3 separate regions of the Homo sapiens genome follow, and all the other regions are linked to region 1. The links are chromatin loops, found by intact Hi-C in ENCODE. Cell type or tissue: endothelial cell of umbilical vein. All regions are shown on one strand. Each heading gives the region's core, and the rest is flanking DNA. Links, peaks and the distances in the headings are about the cores only. Region 1 overlaps C9orf50 (chromosome 9 open reading frame 50). Region 2 holds the start of LINC02913 (long intergenic non-protein coding RNA 2913). Region 3 holds the start of LOC101929314 (a long non-coding RNA gene).

Region 1 (6,337 bases), core at 1,338-6,337:
GGATTACAGGCATGCGCCACCGCCCCTGGCTAATTTTGTATTTTTAGTAGAGACGGGGTTTCTCCATGTTGACCAGGGTGGTCTCGAACTCCTGACCTCAGGGATCCACCTGCCTCTGCCTCCCAAAGTGCTGGGATTACAGGCATGAGCCACCGCGCCTGGCCATTCCCAGTGAATTTTCTGAAGTGTGTCTCGAGAAGCAGGCGAGAAGTCCCTGTTCTTACTCTGGTATAACCTTGACTAAGCTCCACCTTTTTCTGTGTGCCCAGCCTCTTCTCAGGATCCAGCAGCCCCCAGGGTCCCCAACAGTCAATGTCCTCTAGCTGTTTATTGAGCACCCACTATGTGCAGTTTCAGGAAATGTCTGCCTCAAGGTCTAGCTGTGGGCGATGCCCTGCAAACCTAGGACCTTCGCTGATTTGGGAGGGATCTGACGCAGCCTCCTTAGCGTGACAGGAAGCTGGAGTTAGAAGCTGTGATTTTTGCCCAACTTCTGTTTGTTTGGTGGGGAAACCAAGGCCCCAGAAGCAGGATGGGCTTGTGTGGGTGACGCAGAGCCACATATAGAAGCCAGAGTGACCCCGGGCCCCTCTTGGGAATCCAAGGCCAGGACAAGCCCAAGAGAAACAATTTCATGTGAATGGCAGTTGGTGCATACAGGAGATGATTCCGTGTCAGCCACTGGCCATAAGGAGCTATCATGGTGTCCCGGGCAGCAGGGTGCCCAGGAGACGTGGGGGCCAGCCTGCTGCTTCCCAGCCCTTTCCATCCTGGGGCAGCCATTGGGGAACTCAGGGTCCTTGGACCACCTCGCATGGCTGCTGTTGGACAGGAAGAGCCCCCATCCCTGAGACAGCCCTCCCTGAAGCCCTCAACGCTCTCAGCATGGTTTCTGGGATTTCTATGATGGGGTAAGTGGTCTCCCCACTGCGAGAAAGGGGGCACGCTTCCGGCTGCAGCGTGAGTGGGGGTGCGCAGGGGCACAGCTTGGGTATAACAGAAATGGTCACGCAAGGTGGTTTTAAAACCCAAGGCTTCTCTGGAGGCAGCCAGAAGGCGCTGGGGAGCCTGGGGTTGCCATGGAGACAGGGCTCTGACCGGCCCTGCCTGCCAGAGGGAGGAAAAGAGGGTGGGGGCACCAGTGCCCTCCTCCTGGGCAGAGATCTCACCCTGCCCTCTTTCCTGCAGTCCAACAGAGCGTCATTGTGAACCAGAAGGCCGCCCTGCCAGTGGCGTCCGAGCGGGTGTTTGGGAGTGTCGGAAAACGGCTGGAGAGTTTGCCCAAAGCCCTGTACCCTGGGGCCAAGGAGGAGACCCTGGCCAGCTCCTCGTGTTGGGACTGCGCTGGCCTGTGAGGCTCCAGGGAAGCGGATGGGACTCGTGGACATTGCCAGGGCCCTCCACCCCCCTTGCCTACAGACCTCCCCACCCAGCAGCAGGCGGGTTGCCAGTGTGGGTCCTCAAGGGCCCTGCCAGCCATGGGTGGGCCGGGGACTCAGAGTCCAGGAAGCTCATGGGGTCCTGTCTCCCCCAGGTCCACCCAGAAGACACAGGGCTACCTTTCTGAGGACACCTCCATGAACAGCAGCCTGCCCTTCTGTTCATGGAAGAAGGCCGCTGCTCAGAGGCCGCGAAGCAGCCTCCGAGCCTTCTTGGACCCGCACAGAAACCTGGAGCAGGTGGGCAAATGGTCTTGCTCCTGGACCTAGAAGCTGGTGAGCCCCTGCTGGCAGCTGGCTCCGGGAGCAGCCCTGTTTGGTGGAGTGGCTGGGGCTGGGAGTGGACCCTCCCTGAGAGCCAAGTCACCGTGGGGGCTTGCAGTGGCCACGCCCTGTGTTCCTGCATCTCCCTCAAAGGGCAGCTGTCAAGGGGTGGCTCTAAGCCAGGTGCCTGGGTTCCGATCACAGTTCCTTTCTGCATCTCCCCTCCCCTCCCCTCTCCTCTCTTTGCTTTTTTGAGACAGAGTGTTGCTCTGTCGCCCAGGCTGGAGTGCAGTGGTGCAATCTTGGCTCACTGCAACCTCTGCAATGGGGACACCCACCACCACACCCAGCTAATTTTTGTATTTTCGGTAGAGACAGGGTTTCACTATGCTGGCCAGGCTGGTCTTGAACTCCTGACCTCAGGTGATCTGTCCGCCTTGGCCTCCCAAACTGCTGGGATTACAGGCGAGAGCCACCGTGCTTGACCTTGCATTTGTTTCCTCATCTTTTAAAATGGGGCTGACAGCACTACCTGCCCAACAGGGCTTCAGCACAGAATCCCACTGGGAGCCCAGTCCCCTGCCCCGAGGTCCTGGTAGCAGCCAGCTGGTCCTCTGTCTCACTCTAGGAGTCCCTCCTGCCCAACCGGGTGCTGCAGTCGGTCCTGAAGCAAGGCTGCCCTAAGGGGTACCATCTCCTCCTGGCCTCCGCAACACTGCAGCCAGATAAGAGGTGAACACTCGCGAACCCAAGGCCAGGGGCACACATGGGCCAGGCAATGAGGAGCGTCCTTCCTTGCCCCACAAATAAAGGCACATCCCAGGTGGCTGGGACCTGCCAGTAGGTGTCACACCACAAGCCTTTCTGGGTACCTGGTTGCTGGTCTCTGGGGGTTCCTGGAAGGAAGGGGATGGAGACACAGCCAGGATGAGGCTGAGGGGTGGGGACAGGGCATCCCTGGGGTTCAGGACTTGTAGTGAACCCCTCTTCTGGAAGGTGGGAGACCCTGCCACATACCTGAAACCTGGGAACATGCTGGGCACAATGGTCCATGCCTGTAATCCCAGAACTTTGGAAGGCTGAGGTGGGAGGATGGCTTGAGCCCAGGAGTTTGAGACCAGCCTGAGCAACATAGACCCTGTCTCTTAAAAAAAGAAAAAAAAATAGCTGGGCGTGGTGCTCCACGCCTCTAGCCCCAGGTACTTGGGAGGCTGAGGCGGGCAGATTGCTTGAGCCCAGGTGGTTGAGGCTGCAGTGAGCTGTGATCCCGCCACTGCACTCCAGCCTGGGCGAGAGAGTAAGACCTTGTCTCAAAAAACAAGCAAACAAACAACAACAACAACGAAACCCAAAAAACTTGGGACCAAGCCTCTGTTGACCTAGATCAGCCCACACCTGAAGCAGGCACCTGCTGGAAACTCAGCCTAGGGGTGGAGAACCCCCACCCCAAGCCTCTGTCCTCCCCCACCAAGCCTCCATCTGACATCCACAATGGAGTGAGGGCGTCCAGACTCCAGCCGAGGGAAGAGAGCCCTGTGTTGGTCTCATGCGTTTCCCCGGAAGGGTTGGCACCCTCTGGTCCCAGAAGGCAAAGCACCTGTGTGGGACGGGCTGGGGCCCACGGTTTCTCTCCTAGTCTGGGGATGAGGGGGTGGATGTTCAAATCTGCATCAGGAGGTGGCGAAAGACAAGGTGGCAGACCCTGCCCACCAGGTTTGCCCCTGCCACACCTGCGTTCCAGCCCCCTGGAGAAAGTTTGAGCCGCCGCCTCTTTCCCTGAAGCTGTCAGTGGCCCCCAGACCCGCGCCATTGCCCAGGATCCGGGTCTTTCTCGCCACCTCCTGGCCGCTGAGGAAACAGCAGGGAATCCACACCCTGGCGCCTTGTTTAATGGCAAAGGAATGGGCTGCAAACGGTGGGACTGGCCTGGGCGGTGGCTGGTGGGGGTCCTTAGGGCCGGGATGGGTTGTGGATGGGGGACGCCTTTTGGGAGAGGCGCCCTAACTCCAGAAGAAGGGCAATAGAGCTAGGGTTAGTTTAGACAAACTCTGCAGGGATGGGAAGAAGACAGCACTGCCACCGCCCCTCCACCGGGTACCTGATTGCTGGACTCTGGAGGTAACTGGAAGGAAGGGGGTGGAGACACATCTAGGACGAGGAGTGGGATTCAGTCCCTGGGACGTCCCCTCCCTTCTGTCTCCCTTTCTGGACATTCACGCCCCGTCCCCCGTCTCAGCAGGCCTGATTCTACGGCCCCTCCTCCAGGTGGCCTTGCGCAGCCCACGTCGCCCTCTCTGAGCCTCAGTTTACCCCAAGGGTCGCGGCGGGCCCCGGCCCCTGCGCCGGCTGCAGCACCGCGGCGCGCCCACGCGGGGGCAGTGTTGGCCTGGCTTTGGCGCCGCCTGGCGCGGCCGAAACTTCTCAGCCTCTCGCTCCAGGGTCGGAAACTTTTCCCCTCGCGCGGCGCTCGCGCCCGCCCGCCTCCGCCTCCGCGCTGCTGGCTCCGCACAGCCCCGCTCCGGCCGCGCGACCTCCTGGCACCTGCTCCGAGCCCACGACCGGCCCTGGCGGGTGGGGGGAAACGCGCCGCCCCCGCCCCCCAACTTCCCTCTCTCTCGCTTTTGTTGTTCAGCCCAAAATTGCTAGGCTTGCAGCCGTGCGGCAGCGCCGAGCACTGAAGCCGGAGTCCGCGTGGAGCCCCCGGGGCGGGTCTCGGCGCCCCCGCGACCCCGGACTCCACGCCCTTGCTCGCGCCGGGGGCACCACGCCGGTGGGGGGGGGGCGGGGCCTGCAGGGAGACCTGGCCCCCGCCTACCGCTTACCCCTCCCCTTCCCCCCTTTCCCCTCTCCCTCCCCCTTTCCCCTCCCCCTCCCTCCTCCCCCCCTCCTCCCCCCTCCCCTGTGGCTCGGCCCGCAAGGCCCCGGGATCCCGCAGCGCTCCTGTCCGCTCCCTGCGCTGTCCACTCCCTCCCCGCAGACCACAGATGGAGGACGGAAGCCTCAGTCCCGCCGCTTTCGGCACTCACACCCACCACCGAGATACGCACCCCGAGACACACACAGGCACACCACAGGGCCACACCCACACGGTACACAGACAAAACAACGCCCCACAGACACCCCCTTCAGACACACACACCACACACATACCCGGACTCCTGCCCTACAAACAGCCGGTGAACACAGGCCGACCTCACACATACACGGCCTCTCACGGGGTCTCCCAGGGCCGCAGCCCCCACATTCGGGGTCATCTGCTGCCCTGGAGGCCCAGACGCCTCCCCCTGGCCCTCTGTAGCCACTTGTCTGTCCACCAGCATGTCCCCCACCATGAACAGGGGATGAGGAAGAGGGAGCGAGGCATTCAGGGGATGGACCCAACCCCAGCTCTTCCCCGGGGGCCCTCCGGGGGCCTATCTCTCACCCTCTTTGGCAGAGACCCCAGATTGGGGGCCTCCCCAGGGGCCCCAACAGGGCCCTTTTCCGTGGGGCATTTCCACTCAGGGCTGGCGGGGGTGGGGTGGGGTTTGGGGTGGGGGGGCTGCCCCTCCTGGGCTTCAGGAAGCAGCATGTCAGGGAGGCCAGGAAAGCTCTGCTCCCCCCAACTCAGACCCATCTGAGCAGCTGGGATCAAGGCAGGCGCACCCTCCAACCCCACGCCTGCCATTGGTCATGGACAGTCCTGTGCCCAGCCAGGGCAGGGGAGAGTGGCAGCCCGGTCTAGTTGGGGGGAGGGGGAGGAATGACTCTGACCCAAGGCAGAAGGCAGAGCTGGGAGAGGCAGGAGGTCACTGCCCCTTTCTAGGTGTCCCCACCTCCCCACGCCTCTGCACCCCTGCAAGCTGGCTCCTTAGCCCGTTTGCTGATAAGGACACTGAAACCCTGAGGGCTCAGGCGGTCTCACCTGGGCGTGCTGGCGGTGCCCACTGGAGCTGGAACTGGTCCTACAGATGTCCTGAGCCAGCAGAGCCCTCGGCGGCGCACACAGGAGCTCTCTCCTAAGCCGCTCTCTGTACAGCCTTTGGTTGTTGGGGAAGCCAGGGCCCAGAGAGGCTCAACTCTTTCTCAAGATCACACAGTGACCAGGTGTTGGAGTGGGCATTCGCACTCAGCACCTCTTCACGGGGAAGCCCCGTCTCCCGCTGAGCGCAGTCCTGTGGAGGCTGCTTCTTCCTGCCGCACATGGGGCACCTCGGAGCAGGGAGGATCAGGGCAAGGTCAAGGAAGGAGAGGCGTTTATTTGGAGAGGGTGGAACTGGGCAGGTGCACAGGGTCCGGAAGGAGCTGGAAGCCTCAAGGCTGGTGGGCAGGACCCACGACTGGAGTGGGGAAGAGGGCGCTGGCTCCAGGCAGGAGCCTGGTGGGAGGGAGAGGAGGGAGCCAGGAGCTAGGGAGCCCTGTAGATGCAGGGCCAAGGGAAGCCAGCCCCAAGTGGGGCTCCAGGGATGGCAGCTGCCCCACGGGCCGATTGCCATTCTGCAGGCGGCTCATTCAGCTCTGTTATGGACTGAACGTGTCCCCCCAAAATTCATATGCTGGAACCCCAGGTCTGATGTGATGGTTTGAGGAGGTGGGGCCGTTGAGGGGTGATCAGGTCATGAGGGTGGAGCCCTCACAAGTGGGATTCCTGCCCT
Region 2 (7,734 bases), core at 1,557-6,556, 290 kb after region 1:
TGCGATCTCAGCTCACCACAACCTCCACCTCCCGGGTTCCAGCCATTCTCCTGCCTCAGCCTCCCCAGCAGCTGGGATTACAGGCATGCACCACCATGCCCGGCTAATTTTGTATTTTTAGTAGAGACGAGGTTTCTCCATGTTGGTCAGGCTGGTCTCAAACTCCCAACCTCAGGTGACCCACCCGCCTCAGCCTCCCAAAGTGTCGGGATTACAAGTGTGAGCTACCATGCCCGGCAACAACATGTCTTAAGTACAGGGATAACAATGGTGTGTTATTGGTGGGAGATGTGAGGGTTTGCTTTTGTTTTTTGTTTTTAAGGGAAAGCTTGACATTTCTCTGCTTTATCCCATTCCCCAGCAGACTAACACCAACCAAGCTCCTGCTGCCGGGACAAGCACTGTACTGAGCCACATATTAATGAACAGGAATTCAGGACATTTGGAAACCAAATTCCAAAGGCTCCAGGGTAAGGAGAGAGAGATGACCTCCTGGGACCCCGCCCTCCTGCCTGAGCCCAGAACCCTAGAAGCCAGTCCCAGCTGCGGACACGTGCCCACGCCAGCCCCCCACACACGGTGCTCTCTGAGTCCAGGCATGCTCATGGTCTTTTGAGGAGAGAGATTGATTGCGTTAGGGACCTTGCACCTACAAAATCCATCAGCCTGTACATGGACGGACATTCGCTCAGGACAAACAAAACCCAGCAAACTCTAATATCCACGTGCAGGGCCTCTCCGGCAGTGAGTGACGGCAGTTTTGGTCTTTTGGCGAGACATCAAGCAAGACACTTTCCATGCAGGAACTCAACCTGTCCCCATTTCACAAGTGAGGAATCCAAGGTTCAGAGAGGTCAAATGAGACTCCCAAGGCCACTCAGTGGCAGGGCCAAGCTCTAACCCTGAGAGTCTCTGATTATAACCCCGGTCTCACCAGGACACCTGCTTAAACCCCTCTGAACCAGGGGTCCCCCAGGAGATAAGCAACAGGTAACAAGTGCACATATGAATACCCAGGCCAGTCATCACATAGTAAGGTTATATGTACTGAGAAAACTTCTCAGAGTGGGAATCAAAGTGACAAAGATGGAAAATTTGAATCAGGTCACGCAAAACCGAGTGACTCTAGAAGAATGCAGCTTCTCTGAGACTGAGCTAACTCTGGCCAACTTTTGCGTGATTCCCAGATAAGCAAGGAAAAGGTTGGGGGGGCAGACAGCAGTTCAGAGGCCTCTCTGGTTTTAGTATAAGGGCCTGAGAATGGGCGGAGGGGGGGAAGACCCAGGCTCTGAGGCTGTCTTGGGCTGGGGGTCTCTTAAGCAACTGTGTGAGGGGGGAGCCAGAAGTGGACTCTTGAGCCAGACAAATCTGATGTTTCTTCCAAGCAAGCCATGTGACCTCTCTGACCCTCAGTCTCTTCATCTGAAATGTGTCCAGCAAAGCTTTATTGACTAGCTGCTCCATGCGGGGCTGATGCTGGGTGCCAGGGACTCAGCAATGAACGGGGGAGACCAGATTGGAGCCCTCACCAAGCTCACTCCTAACGGGGAGACAGCGAATTTGGAGATGAGCAGATTCTGCCATCAGCTCTAAGGAAATAATGCAGGGATGAAATAATCCCTTTCTCGGGTGGGGCTCAGGGTGGGCATCCGAGTCAAGGCTGAGTCCAGCACGGACCCCGGGGTGAGCGCTCAGTCGGCGGAAGCTGCTTTTGAGGCTGCAGAAGTTCTATTACCATAACCTGAGTAAAACGGGGCTGCCTTGGGGGCCAGTCTCATCACGGTGTCACCCTCAAAAAAACACCAGTCTGACATCCCCAAATCATTGAAAAAAAGTTTAAATCTTCCCAAAATCTTTCAAAGAGACACCAAAGGGGAAATGGTTTGCGTACCACACACAAAAGATGTTTTCAAGCCTCTCTGCCGGGAGGTCTCATGGTAGTTGCCTCTGGAATATCTCCCTTCCCGCTCCCTCCTTTTTATCCTTATCAGAGAGGTGGGAGCGCTGGGCCTGGCCCCAGGAGACAGGGGACTGGGCTGGATCCAGCCTCTGTCCTCCCTAGCTGTGGGCTCCTGGGTGCATTGCTTAACTACTCTGTGCCTCAGTTTCCTCATCTTCAAATTATAGCTAACAATCGCACCACCTGCAAGGGGCTCTTGTGGGAATTCTAGGAAATAATCCCCATGAAGTGCATGAGAGAGGCAGGCACACAGCTAGACTGTTGACGTGTGAGCTACTAATATGATTTCTCTCTGCTTCCCTCACCCACCTTTCCTTTGCACCCCACCCCAGTTAGGAGCTCTGGGCAGTGCCTCCTATAGGTCAGTATGTGTTTTCTAGGTCCCACCGCTCAGCGGCAGCTCCACCCACTGTCCCAGACAGCACAGGGAAAAGGCCAGGGATGGACAGGCAGAACTGGGAACTTTCTTAGGAGGGGACAACAGGGCCTGGGACCATGTTTACCCCTGCCCCCTCTAAGGTTGCATCCTCTCTTACATGGGACACACAAAGGGCAGTGTCCCCCGGGCATCAGTGCTCTGAGGGCAGAGCCAAGCGAATGTCCCCTTAGGGCCTGCCGATGTGCTGGGGAAACGTGGTTCCCCACCCATGAGGCTGCTGCTTGCTCCAAGCCTGGGTGCCATGGCCAAGATGGCTCTACCTGGCTGCCAGGGTCACAGAGCAGAGGATTCAGATGTCTCACTTCCTGAGGGTCTCCAGGCCAGGCCCTGGCAACACAGCTGTGAACAGCCATGTGGTTCCTGCCCTCATGGAGCTCACAGCCCTGTGTGCAAAGCAGGCAATCAGGGCCTAAGCATGGGGTGCGAAACCCAGAGTGGGCAGAAGAGGACGGGCTGGGCACCAGAGAGGACTTCCCAGAGGAAGAGGCACTGAAGGGAAGGGCTCGGATGGGAAGAAAAGGGGTTCCAGGCAGAGGCCACAGCCTGGGCAAGGGCCTGGGAGAGAAAAGTGGTGGGTTCCAGGAGCTGCAGGCTTCCTCGCCCACCTCCCCCGACAGGTGAGGTTTATCGCTCAAGGCCACATACGCCATCTCACGTGGTCCCCGCTGCCACCTGGAGAGGTCAGAGGGCAGGAACTCTTACTCCCAATTCACACTGGGACAATTCCCAGCTGGACTAGAACCCCGATCTCCTGACTCCTGGCTCAGGTGAGAGTCAACATGCAAGGCTGGGCCCACAGCAGCCCTGGCATTTGACCAGCAGCCAGGTAGGCCCAATTTTCATCACCTGCCTTTAACAGATGAAGAAATTGAGGCTTAGGGAGAGCACAACACCCCTCAACTGCCGCAGTTTTTGTCTGTCTGGGGGCCCTAGGACAAGCCTGAGGTGCGGAAAAGCCCTCCCTGGGTGGGGCAAGAAACAGAGCTGGGAACGGGTGACTTGGGGTGAAGGAAGGAGGGGAGCGGGGATGGGTTTTGGAAATCCACACTGGGCAGGGAAAGGCGAAGGAATGTGGGTGAGACGGGGTGCGCCAGTCCCGGAGGGGCCCAGGGCCTCAGGCAGCCCCCTCCCTCCTTGCCTCCCAGGTGAGACCCTAACTTCGCGGAAGACGACACCCCTCAGCTGGGCGGGGAGGAGGGCCACCGCCTCCTGGCCACCCAATCAGAGACATTCCCAGTCTGATGGCGGAGGCCGCCAGGGCCAAGGGCTCCCAGGGCCTTCCCCGGGGAACCCCCGAGACCTGCCCCGGACTCGGAGGCCCACCGCGCATCGCCCGCCCCCAGCCTCATTAGCACCGACACCCGTCGTCCTCCCCTCGGTTTCCGATGGCTCCAGAATTTAAAGGTTAAATCCTAACCTCGTCTCAGCAGTTTCTCCCGGCTTTGCCTACCCAGCGCCAGTTGCTGGTAATTATATGCATCTCCGAGCAGCCAATCAGCTGTCAGACTGACAGATACTGATCTTTTCGTTTTATTTTTAGCTCTGTGCTTCCCCCTCTAGTTGCAAAAAAAAATTCTGTTTGTTCTGTGTGCTGCTGCCTCGCTCCCAGCCCTGCAGCCGGCTCTCATCTCCGCCAGCCAGGCGGGAGCAGGCAGCCGCCGGGGCTGGAGCCTGCGGTCCCCGCCCGAAAGCGGGGAACAGAACGTGCCCGCCGCCCCCGAGCTGCGGACCGCCCTGCCCAGAGCAACCCCCGGGGCTGCCATGGGGAAGGGAGGAGGCCGGGGCGCTGTGGGCACCTTGGATGCAAACACCCGAGGAGCTGTGCTCAGTCTTGGGGGCCACGCACGGGTGGAAGCAAGCCCGTACCTGCGGGCTGGGGGCTTGGAGAGAAAGACACACACAGAGACAGCGAGAGACAGAGAGACGTACACAGGCAGAGACAAGCTAGACTGAGGGCGGAGGGGAAAAAAGACAAGCACTTTCCCCCCTGGAAGCACTCGTCCCCCATCCCCCAGAACCGAACAGAAGGGGTCAGGAATGGCCTCAGCCCCGCCCTGGAGTGGGGCTCAGAGGGGAGTTTCCAGCCCCGGGCCCCCCAGAGCTCGGGCCGGGAACCTGGGCCTCCCCTCCCAGGTCTGCTGCCTCATCTGCCACGGAAGGGCGAGTGAAGTGCTCTTCGGGGTCATTTGTGAGTTGTTCTGCAAGGTTCTGTGGGCCTTCCTGGAGACTGGCAGGTGTAGGGGCCTGGCCGGAGGGAGGCCGCTATTCATACAGCTTCTCTGGAGGGAGAGACAGCAACTGAGGGCCAGGGAAGCTCTTAGGTCCCAGTGAGTCTCCCAGACAGTGGAGGGGTCTGATCCAGGGGGGCCGGCCCTGAAGAGTGATGGGAATGATTGTGAAGTTTCCTTCCATCCTCGCGGCTCTCTACAATTTGCAAAGTGTTCACTTTGCCCTAGTGGCCTCTCCTTCTGCCCCACAGTTAGCTCCAGAATGGAGTGAAATAGGGGTCTGGGAGGCCTGGGGAGGCTCACCTGTTTTCTGATGGGCCCTGGGGCCGGCGTCGGGGGAGTGTGGCCTAATGGTTCCGTCTTTGAGGTACAACTCACCTGGTTCAAGCCCCAGGGCTGCTGTTTACCAGCTCTGCGACCCTGAGTGAATGGCTCGAGCTCTCTTGGCCCCAGTGTCCCCATTGGGAAGGTGGGCCCCCACCCCACCCTGCACCCCCACAGGGTGGCTCAGGGCCAGAAGTCACTCCGTCTGGGTGCTCCTCCCGGCCCCGGCCTCCACGGGCCCGGCACACTTGTGAGCAGGTATTATTAGCTTCTCCGTTTTGCGGATGGGGAAACTGAGGTTCATGTGACTCGTAATTGGCAGAACTGGGACTAGAAACACCCCCCCACTTTTGGCTTCCTTTTCTCTGACACCACAGATGGCGCGCTGAGAAAAAAGAGAAGAGCGGGAGAAGGGAATTAGGAGCCCGAGAGAGATGGAGGGAGGCAGAAGCGCCGTGATCAATTACTTGGGCTATAAATTTCTGCTGTTTTGCAAAGTGAGCACACAGCCTCCGAGAGGCAGAGCTCCCTGGGCAGGCTCTGGAGAAACCAAACAGAGCCAAGCCCTGCAGCAGGCGCTTTTGATGGTGGGAACCGGGGAGGGAGAGGGGTCGAGCTCAAGGGTGGGTGGGACAAGCTGGGGGTGCAGCAGAGGGGGCCAGGGGAGGGCCAGAGGAGAGGAAGGAAACCCAAGTGTCAGTGAGCTTGGGAGCTGTGGGAGCCCCCTGGGGAGGGATCGGCTTCGTGCCTCCCCGGCATTCTCTCCCGCTGCTGGGGGTAGGAGAACCAGGCCTGGGCACAAGATCGTGGCCCCCTGCCACTGCATTCGAAGCTGGTACAGGGCCAGGGCGGGGGCGACGGGGGGCAGGAGGCCCTTTGAACCTCACCTTCCTTATCTGTCAAATGGGGATACTGATGACATCCATCCCCAGGGATTGGTATCTAGGGTATAAGTGGCTTAGCCTGGGGCCTGGCACACAGCAAGGAGAGTTGTTGTTGTAAATTTTTTGGAAGATTACCAAGGGCAGAAGGGTTTGGTAACTGGTGGTTTGGAGACCAACTTAATTATTTAAAAGGTGGAAAGTGGTCCCCGCTGGGAGGAAGGGTGATGGAAAGAGTTTCCCACAGTGGGGATAGGTTGGGCACGGCATTAGACCTGTCTCTTGGTCTCCCAGACATGGAGGGGCTGTGGACAGGGGCCAGGATGCTGTGTGTAGCTGGGAAAAGAGGCCAGAGCCAGCTGCCTGGACTCCACCTTTCTGGAGCCCTGCAGTGGCTCACTTAGGAAATGAGCCGGAAACAGAGGCCGGCTTCTCTCTTTGGAATCCGAGTGCCCCAGGGAACATGGGATCCTGGGAGCAACCCCCTCAGGGCCTTCCACACTGTGGAACTGCAAAGAATGTGGCGTTCCAGAAGCGGCCCCTGTGTGCTCAACCTTCTACTGTGTAGGAGGAAGTTCACAGTGAGCCAGCGCGGGCCCTGCCCACAGGGAGCAATTTGTCAGGGAGAAGGGAAAAAAATAGATACACCTGACCCCTGAACCTTGGTCTTTCAACCCCAGACAATGGTCAAAGTAAATGGGAGGCCGCAGGATGGAAGAAGAAGGCCACAGACTACAGACACGAGGAAGGAGGAAAGCAGGGGTGGGAACCTGAGGGCAAGGGGTGAAGCCCAGAGTCACTGTAAATCAGAGCCCCAGAGAAGATGCCCTGAGGTTCAGGCAGGCGCTAGGCTCAGGGCCGGAGGCAGACACTCTCCAGCTTCAGGGATCCCAGGCCAAAGGCACTGGAGGAGCTCTCTATTTTAAAGGAGCCCTGAGATGGATTCCTTTTCAGTGGAAAAGGACTTCCCCTGGATGGGGATGATGAAAATGTTGACTTAGTCATAACAAATGTAAGAAACAGCCCCCGAAGAGAAGTTTATTTCTTGCTTGCATTACAGTCTCCTGGGGGCTGGTGGAGGGAGGGGCAAGGGCTCTGCTCCATGTGGTCACTCAGGGGCCCGGGCCCCTTCACCCCGTGACCCTGTCATCACCTAAGGCCTTATCCTCCTCTGCTGCAACCATGTGGGAGAAGAAAGAGGGAGCATGGAGGATAGCATGGAAGGATGCTTGTGGACCAAGCTAAACCAGGAGCAGAGGAGCCACATCATTTCAGCTCCCGTTGCACAGGCCAGAGCCGGGTCATGTGACCACTCCCAGCTGCAAGGGAGGCTGGGAAATGCAGTCCAGCTGCATGCCCAGGAGGAAGCCAATGAACCAGGGTTTGGTGAAAACATAGCAATCTCTACCTCAAACGCTGTCCTCTTCAGGTGGATGAGTTGACATGAAGCGATACTAACAAAGTGCCCACTGTACCTGGCCTCTGACCTGTGTGCCAAAGCTGCTCATCTGGAAACCCAGAGGCTGGTCACCTTAGGGTCAGGACAGGCCTCTGAAGGCTGCTCCTCCACCTCCTCTGGAAACTGTACCTTAAAGCATGCCAGCCTGGGCAACATGGCGAGACCTCGTCTCTACTAAAACAACACAACAACAAAAATTAGCCAGGTATGGTGGCTGGCACCTATAGTCCCAGCTACTCGGGAGGCTGAGATGGGAGAATCACTTGAGCCCGGAAGATCAAGGCTGCAGGGGGCTGTGATCACGCCGCTGCACTCCAGCCTGGGTGACACAGTAAGATTCTGCCTCAAAAAATAATAAAAGTAAAAATAAAGTGTGCAGAGAAGGAACAAGGGGAGTAGAGGAAAGTTTTTTGGTCTAAGGAAAGCAGCTAAAGCCTTTATCA
Region 3 (5,669 bases), core at 670-5,669, 600 kb after region 1:
GAAGCTGGTGGGTGGTGTGTGGGTGCTCATGGCTGCCCTGCCCTGCCCAGGCCGAGCAGGAGCTCCGCGTGGCCCAGACAGAGTTTGACCGGCAAGCAGAAGTGACCCGTCTCTTGCTGGAGGGAATCAGTAGCACTCACGTGAGTCCCACTGCCCACCCTCACTAAACCTAACCCTCAGCAGGCACCAGGTGTGCCTGAACCACAAGGTCAGCAGGGCTGCCCCAGAATGGCCCTCACAGAGCAAGTCCCACCGGGGAGGGTGTGGGCGCAGGGGCAGGGCACCCTGGAATGCCGGAGCAAGGTCTGGTAGAGGACGGGGATGGGGACGGAATTTTTTGTTCTGAGGGCGGGAGGTTAGAAGTCAGCCTCTGGCCTCTTCCCCGCAGGTGAACCACCTGCGCTGCCTCCACGAGTTCGTCAAGTCTCAGACAACCTACTACGCACAGTGCTACCGCCACATGCTGGACTTGCAGAAGCAGCTGGGCAGGTGCGGGGCCAGCACTGCTGAACCCACTGGGGCCCCCTGGCTCCCATACCCTGTCCGTGGGCAGCATGAGCTCCTCTGGGCAAGTCCTGTGACACAAAGCTGGGTTGGAGGGCTCTGCTGGAACCCACTCTGGGTGCGGGCATCTCATGTGTATGAGGGTGGAGTGGCTGGCCTTACTGACGGCCAAGTCCCCTGGAGCCCCTGAGGGTTTCTAGGGAATGCCTGGGTGGGGAGGATGGCAGGGACCAGGGGGTGGGGCCATCTCACCCTTCCCTTGCTTTGCTTTTCCCTTTGTGCTGCCAGCTCCCAGGGTGCCATGTGAGTAGCCGGGGCTGGAGTGGGGCTCCTGGGGCTGGGGAGGGGAGTTTGCCTCTGGGGTCCCTTCTGGGACTCCCACCTGCTAAGATGTATCCCTCCTCTCCAGATTTCCCGGCACCTTCGTGGGCACCACAGAGCCCGCCTCCCCACCCCTGAGCAGCACCTCACCCACCACTGCTGCGGCCACTATGCCTGTGGTGCCCTCTGTGGCCAGCCTGGCCCCTCCGGGGGAGGCCTCGCTCTGCCTGGAAGAGGTGGCCCCCCCTGCCAGTGGGACCCGCAAAGCTCGGGTGCTCTATGACTACGAGGCAGCCGACAGCAGTGAGCTGGCCCTGCTGGCTGATGAGGTGGGCCCGGTGCCGCAAGGTGGGGCAGGAATGGGCTGGGTGAGGAGCAGCCTGGGCACTGGGATCAGGCACATGGGGCCTGGAGGGGCCCTGTTGGCAAAGTGGGGACCAGCAGGTTAAAGAGGGCATATCCAGCTCTGAGGAAAGGATCCTTGCTCTGCTGGGTCTCTGGAGCAAGTGAGATGAGCGCCAGCCACTGAAGGTGTAGCACATGCCACGGGCCATGGGGAGGTGGCAGCTCTGTCCCCACTTAGTCCTGGGGCCAGTTCCACCCTTGGCCAGGCCATGACCGTCCTCTACTGCCATCTCTGCAGCTCATCACTGTCTACAGCCTGCCTGGCATGGACCCTGACTGGCTCATTGGCGAGAGAGGCAACAAGAAGGGCAAGGTCCCTGTCACCTACTTGGAACTGCTCAGCTAGGCAGGTGCCCCCATCCCCCCCGCATTCTGGCCTAGGCAGGAGAGGATGGGCGCAGCCCTGCCACTTAACTTGTTTGTTGGTGACACAGTTGTTCAGAGTGGGGAGAATTCACCCCATTCTGTCCCTGCCCCTAGTCACCTAGCTGTGAGGGTGCCTGAGGCTGAATGGCTCCACCCCTCCCCCAGCCCTGCTTCTGACCTGTGGCTCTGGAGCCCCTGCCCCTGCCTGCATCCCCGAGCACCCCACCCTCCAGGCTCCACTAAGGAGGGAGGGGCTGTCTGCAGCAGCTGCACTCAGCACCTAGGCCAGGGTGGGGCCGCCGCAGATGGGCTCAGGAAGCCCCAGGTGCACTCAGCGAGAGCCCTGCCTTTCAGTTGCCAAAAGCTGCATCAGGGGAATGCGGCAAGGCACACAGGGCTCTGGCAGCCCCTGGGGACTGGGCGCTGCCCCTGGGAGGGGAGAGCCTGGCCAGGGCTGGTGTTGGGCCCGGAGCAGCATCTTCCGGTGCTATCCTCCCCTCCCACCCCTCACAGCTCAAGCCAAGTCCAGCGGCCGCAGTCTTCACCTCTCCACACTCACTTTTTATCTGGTGTTTTTACTTCTGCCTGCGTTTGCTCTCTAGCCAATAAACCGTCCTTGTGTGCGAGTCACCTGGGCTCCTGTCAGGGCCTGGCCCTGAGGGTGGTAAAGGGAAAGGTAGACTCACCCTCTGCCCCACTCTTCCACAGAGTGAGCAGGGGCCCTGTGGCTGCCCCGGCCCCCAGCTCTCTAGTTGGGAAGAAGTGCAGCCCTCCCTGTCTTCTGCGGGGCCTGTGCCTCTCAGAGGGCAGTGCTGTTCCTGGACATGAAGCCGCACAAGGAACGTTTTATTCCTAAGAAAAAGTTTCCTAAATTTGGATTGTGGAGCGGACTGTAGAATGCGTCTGACAGTTCAGTTCAAGCACAAGAAGTGGGTAGCGGTCAGTGCTGTCTGCAGGTCGGGCGTTTCACCCAGCATGTGCCCCCGTGCCATGGGTTCTCATGCCGTCCTCAGTGTCCACATTTCACAGATGAGATCAGCAAGACAGTCAGCTCCTCAAGGGACCACAGTTGGCAAGTGGCCAAGCAGGGACTGAAGCCCAGGCAGCCTGATTCTAGAAACCCTAAGTGATGTCTGTGTTTTAGATGGCCCCTAGCAGGACCTAGCATTCTGACTTCAGTCCTGAGAAGGCCAACAGCCAGTAGGCCCCACTGTTGGGGCTTCTGAAGAGGGGATCGGGGGATGACGGGGGCACGGGGCTATAAATAGGAAGGCACAGAGCTTCAAGAAAGGCTCACCCAGGGATGAGCTCAGCCCACTGGGCCAATGAAAGCAGGGTCAAGGACAGGACCAGCGCAGGCCAAGGAAGGGAATATCTGACAGCGCCCACCCAGCCAAACCCTCAGCCCAAGGACAGGAATGAGGAGATGCTGGTGAACTAGCCATCCATCAGTACCTGCCTTCCCCCGAGGCTGCAGCCCCACTCCCAGGCGCCTGGCCAGGGGAGTTTTCTAGGTTCTGAGAGCCACGTTGTCATCCCTGGGCTTTGAAGTTAAACATCACACAGCTGTCTATAAACAAGATTTTAATATCTGTATAAATAGACCACAGAATTACCAAAACTGCAAAGACAGAGTGTGGAAAACAGGTTTGAAACCCGTGCATAGAGCCCTCTGCTGGGCTGCCGCCTCTCCCCTGGCCGGCAGTGCTGTGGGGAATGCTGGAAAGGAAGGAAAGTTCCTCTAGGGGGCGTCTGCAGCGTGAGGACCTGAGCACAGAAGACTCGGCTCCCCATGCCTGCTGTTGACCTCTTCATCTAGTATAAAAATAACGTCAGTGGGTGGTGGCTGGAGTCGTGGCTACTCCGGGAGGGGGGTGACAGGAGGTGCCCTCCATTGTATAGGCCCTAGCAGCCAGCAGCACCCCTGCCAGCCAGGGTGCAGTGTAGGCTGGTGGAGAGGGGTAGGTGGGCAGAACAGCACTGCCCTATCTTTGCATATGCCGGACAAACGCCTGCACCAACTGGATCAGAGGCTCCTGACTCTCAGGGCTGGCTTTGGAGAGAGAGGTGGACTTGCCCTGCGGCGAGGGGAGGACACCAGTGGCAGGGGAGCTGGGGGCTCCCCGGCGGAAGTAGCGCGAGAGGCTGGACAGCAGCGTGCTCTACAAGAAAAAAAGTGGCTTGGTGAGGCTCAGCACATCTGGCTACTGTTCTGACCCTTGGGGGTTGCCAGGCAGGACCCCACAGGGCTCTGGCCCTATTGGTCCAGCCCTCCGTATCCCTATCCATCCGTACCAACTCAGAGCTGAGCTCCTGCTTCATCCGCTGTTTGTCCCGGGGGTGCACAGCCGGGTCCCTAAGGTACCGCATCGCCTGAGAGATGAGCAGGTAGAAGCAGTTTTCCATGGTAAACATCAGGAGGGACCTGGGAGGAGACACAGGTTTTTGGTACTGCTGCAGAGGGCCAGGCTGGCCAAGCTTGAGAACAGTGGGCCCATGACTGCCCCAGCCCCTTATCAAATCCCAGAAAGAGCACTTACTTTAACGTCCTGGTCCCTTCTGCCTGTGTGCTGAGCCCCACTGCCTGGGTGAGGGGCTCCTTTTTCTTGTCCAGCTGAAGAGAAGCAAGGGTAAAAAACTAAGACAACAGGAACAGCTCCCACTTACTGAGAGCTTCCTACTTGCATGTCCTGCACTAAGCAAATTTAATCAGTTACCTCATTTAATCCTCACAGTAATTCTCAGAGGTGCTGTCATGTTCAGTTTACAGAGAGGAGCAGGCTTGGGAGGCTAGGTACCATGCCCAACATGCCCAAGGTCAGCTGGGAAGTGGCAGGCAGGGGGAGGAGCCGGGGGGAGAGGACAGTGTCTGACAGAACCAACTTACCTCTCCAAGCATGTTGAGGGCCACATTCACTGTGGCCAGAAGGGTCCCGAAGGAGGGGGCCACTTCGGAGTCAAAGGTGGGAGTGGTAAAGCTCAGGGCAAACAGGAAGTTGTATTCAGCAAGGTCCAGGGACTGCGAGAAAAGACAAGAGCCATCCAGGACCCAATTAAGGCCCCAGGTAGCTCTCGGTACACAGCAGAGCAGAGCCTTTAGGGGAGGTGGTGCTGAACAGATGATGGGCAGTACCTGATCCAGCAGAATCTGGCAGACATCTGGGGTGAAGTGGCGCAGGGCTGCCAGCGTCTTGCTGAGGATCTTGAGAAGGCCATACTGGACTGTGTGCAAGGCCTGCTGCTCTGATGCCTCTGTGTCAGCAGCGGGCTGCTTTGAGGAGGAGGGGGCAGCAGAAGCAGCAGACGGTGGCCTCTGGACTCGCTGGGCAACAGCTGAGGGGAGGCCATCCCCATTTTTGTTCTAAGGAGAGTCAAGAAATGAAGGTGGAGCTTGGGAAGCTAGCGTGAGGTATTCCAGGACCTCATGGCATAGGACGCTTACCTGTAAGTAATGCTGCAGCATCTTTCGACTGTGCAGGAGAGAGGTACATGCCTGGCACAAGTAACCCAGGTTGACCTGGGAGAGACACAGGAGAGATGAGCGGATTCTCTTGTCAGCAGCCCAGTCACCCAACCAGACCAACCCAATAGCCCTCCATGTAACACCCATGCGCTCCTCACTCGCTGCTGCTCTTCTCTCCCTCCTTCCCTCATGCTCCCCTTCTCTCCCTCCTTCCCTCATGCTCCCCTTCTCTCCCTCCTTCCCTCATGCTCCCCTGGCCACTTTCCAGCTTAAAGCCCCTATAGCCACTAAGTACTCAGGGCTACAAACTTGGGCCAGCAGGGCTCAGGACTGGACTGTCTCCCTGAGACCCAGCTAGGTGCCTGGTATATTGTAAGGTCCTAAAGTAAAGAAGATGAGGCCGGGTGCGGTGGCTCATGCCTGTAATCCCAGCACTTTTGAGGTCGAGGCAGGCGCATCACGAGGTCAGCAGATCGAGACCATCCTGGCTAACACGGTGAAACCCTGTCTCTACTAAAAATACAAAAAATTAGCCGGGCGTGGTGGCGGGCGCCTGTAGTCCCAGCTACTCGGGAGGCTGAGGCAGGAGAATGGCGTGAACCCGGGAGGC

The links. A loop is a pair of places that touch in the nucleus more often than their neighbours do. Peaks named below come from ENCODE experiments on the same cell type or tissue, not always from the same donor. Only the 100,000 strongest peaks of a DNase experiment are listed, where the experiment ranks them.
Region 2: a loop joins it to region 1, with 4 times the contacts of the local background. A loop is called at or near these places in 49 of 110 quality-filtered maps.
Region 3: a loop joins it to region 1, with 4 times the contacts of the local background. A loop is called at or near these places in 5 of 110 quality-filtered maps.

The regions. Positions count from the first base shown.
Region 1 is chr9:129,608,449-129,614,785 of GRCh38, reverse strand. C9orf50 (chromosome 9 open reading frame 50) reads left to right here. Exons shown (of 7, transcript NM_199350.4): 5 at 1,189-1,351; 6 at 1,535-1,679; 7 at 2,332-2,561. The coding sequence ends at 2,439. It also overlaps a transcript of NTMT1 not described here. Among named protein-coding and RNA genes, the nearest start is that of C9orf50, 9.5 kb to the left of the region's middle. RefSeq lists enhancers at 2,723-3,222, 3,546-3,635, 3,223-3,724 and silencers at 3,979-4,028, 4,059-4,108. In endothelial cell of umbilical vein, for the core only: CTCF peaks have their summits at 3,480 and 4,065 (motif pointing right); DNase peaks (open chromatin) are centred at 3,575 and 4,215; H3K4me3 peaks cover 964 bases; H3K27ac peaks cover 309 bases; H3K27me3 peaks cover 267 bases.
Region 2 is chr9:129,317,129-129,324,862 of GRCh38, reverse strand. LINC02913 (long intergenic non-protein coding RNA 2913) reads right to left here and starts at 3,847. Exons shown (of 2, transcript NR_149714.1): 1 at 3,817-3,847; 2 at 2,260-3,071. RefSeq lists enhancers at 1-287, 2,329-2,896, 2,897-3,465, 3,788-3,837, 4,318-4,377 and a silencer at 4,038-4,157. In endothelial cell of umbilical vein, for the core only: no CTCF peak of the experiment used is centred there; a DNase peak (open chromatin) is centred at 3,932; H3K4me3 peaks cover 299 bases.
Region 3 is chr9:129,004,591-129,010,259 of GRCh38, reverse strand. NUP188 (nucleoporin 188) reads right to left here. Exons shown (of 44, transcript NM_015354.3): 39 at 5,039-5,113; 40 at 4,730-4,957; 41 at 4,484-4,615; 42 at 4,137-4,210; 43 at 3,892-4,021; 44 at 3,164-3,758. The coding sequence ends at 3,582. It overlaps SH3GLB2 (SH3 domain containing GRB2 like, endophilin B2), which reads left to right. Exons shown (of 11, transcript NM_020145.4): 8 at 51-140; 9 at 389-489; 10 at 914-1,154; 11 at 1,469-3,224. The coding sequence ends at 1,576. It overlaps LOC101929314 (a long non-coding RNA gene), which reads left to right and starts at 3,697. Exons shown (of 4, transcript XR_007061810.1): 1 at 3,697-3,780; 2 at 4,963-5,040. RefSeq lists enhancers at 3,036-3,185, 3,406-3,475, 3,596-3,655. In endothelial cell of umbilical vein, for the core only: a CTCF peak has its summit at 3,326 (motif pointing right); a DNase peak (open chromatin) is centred at 3,339.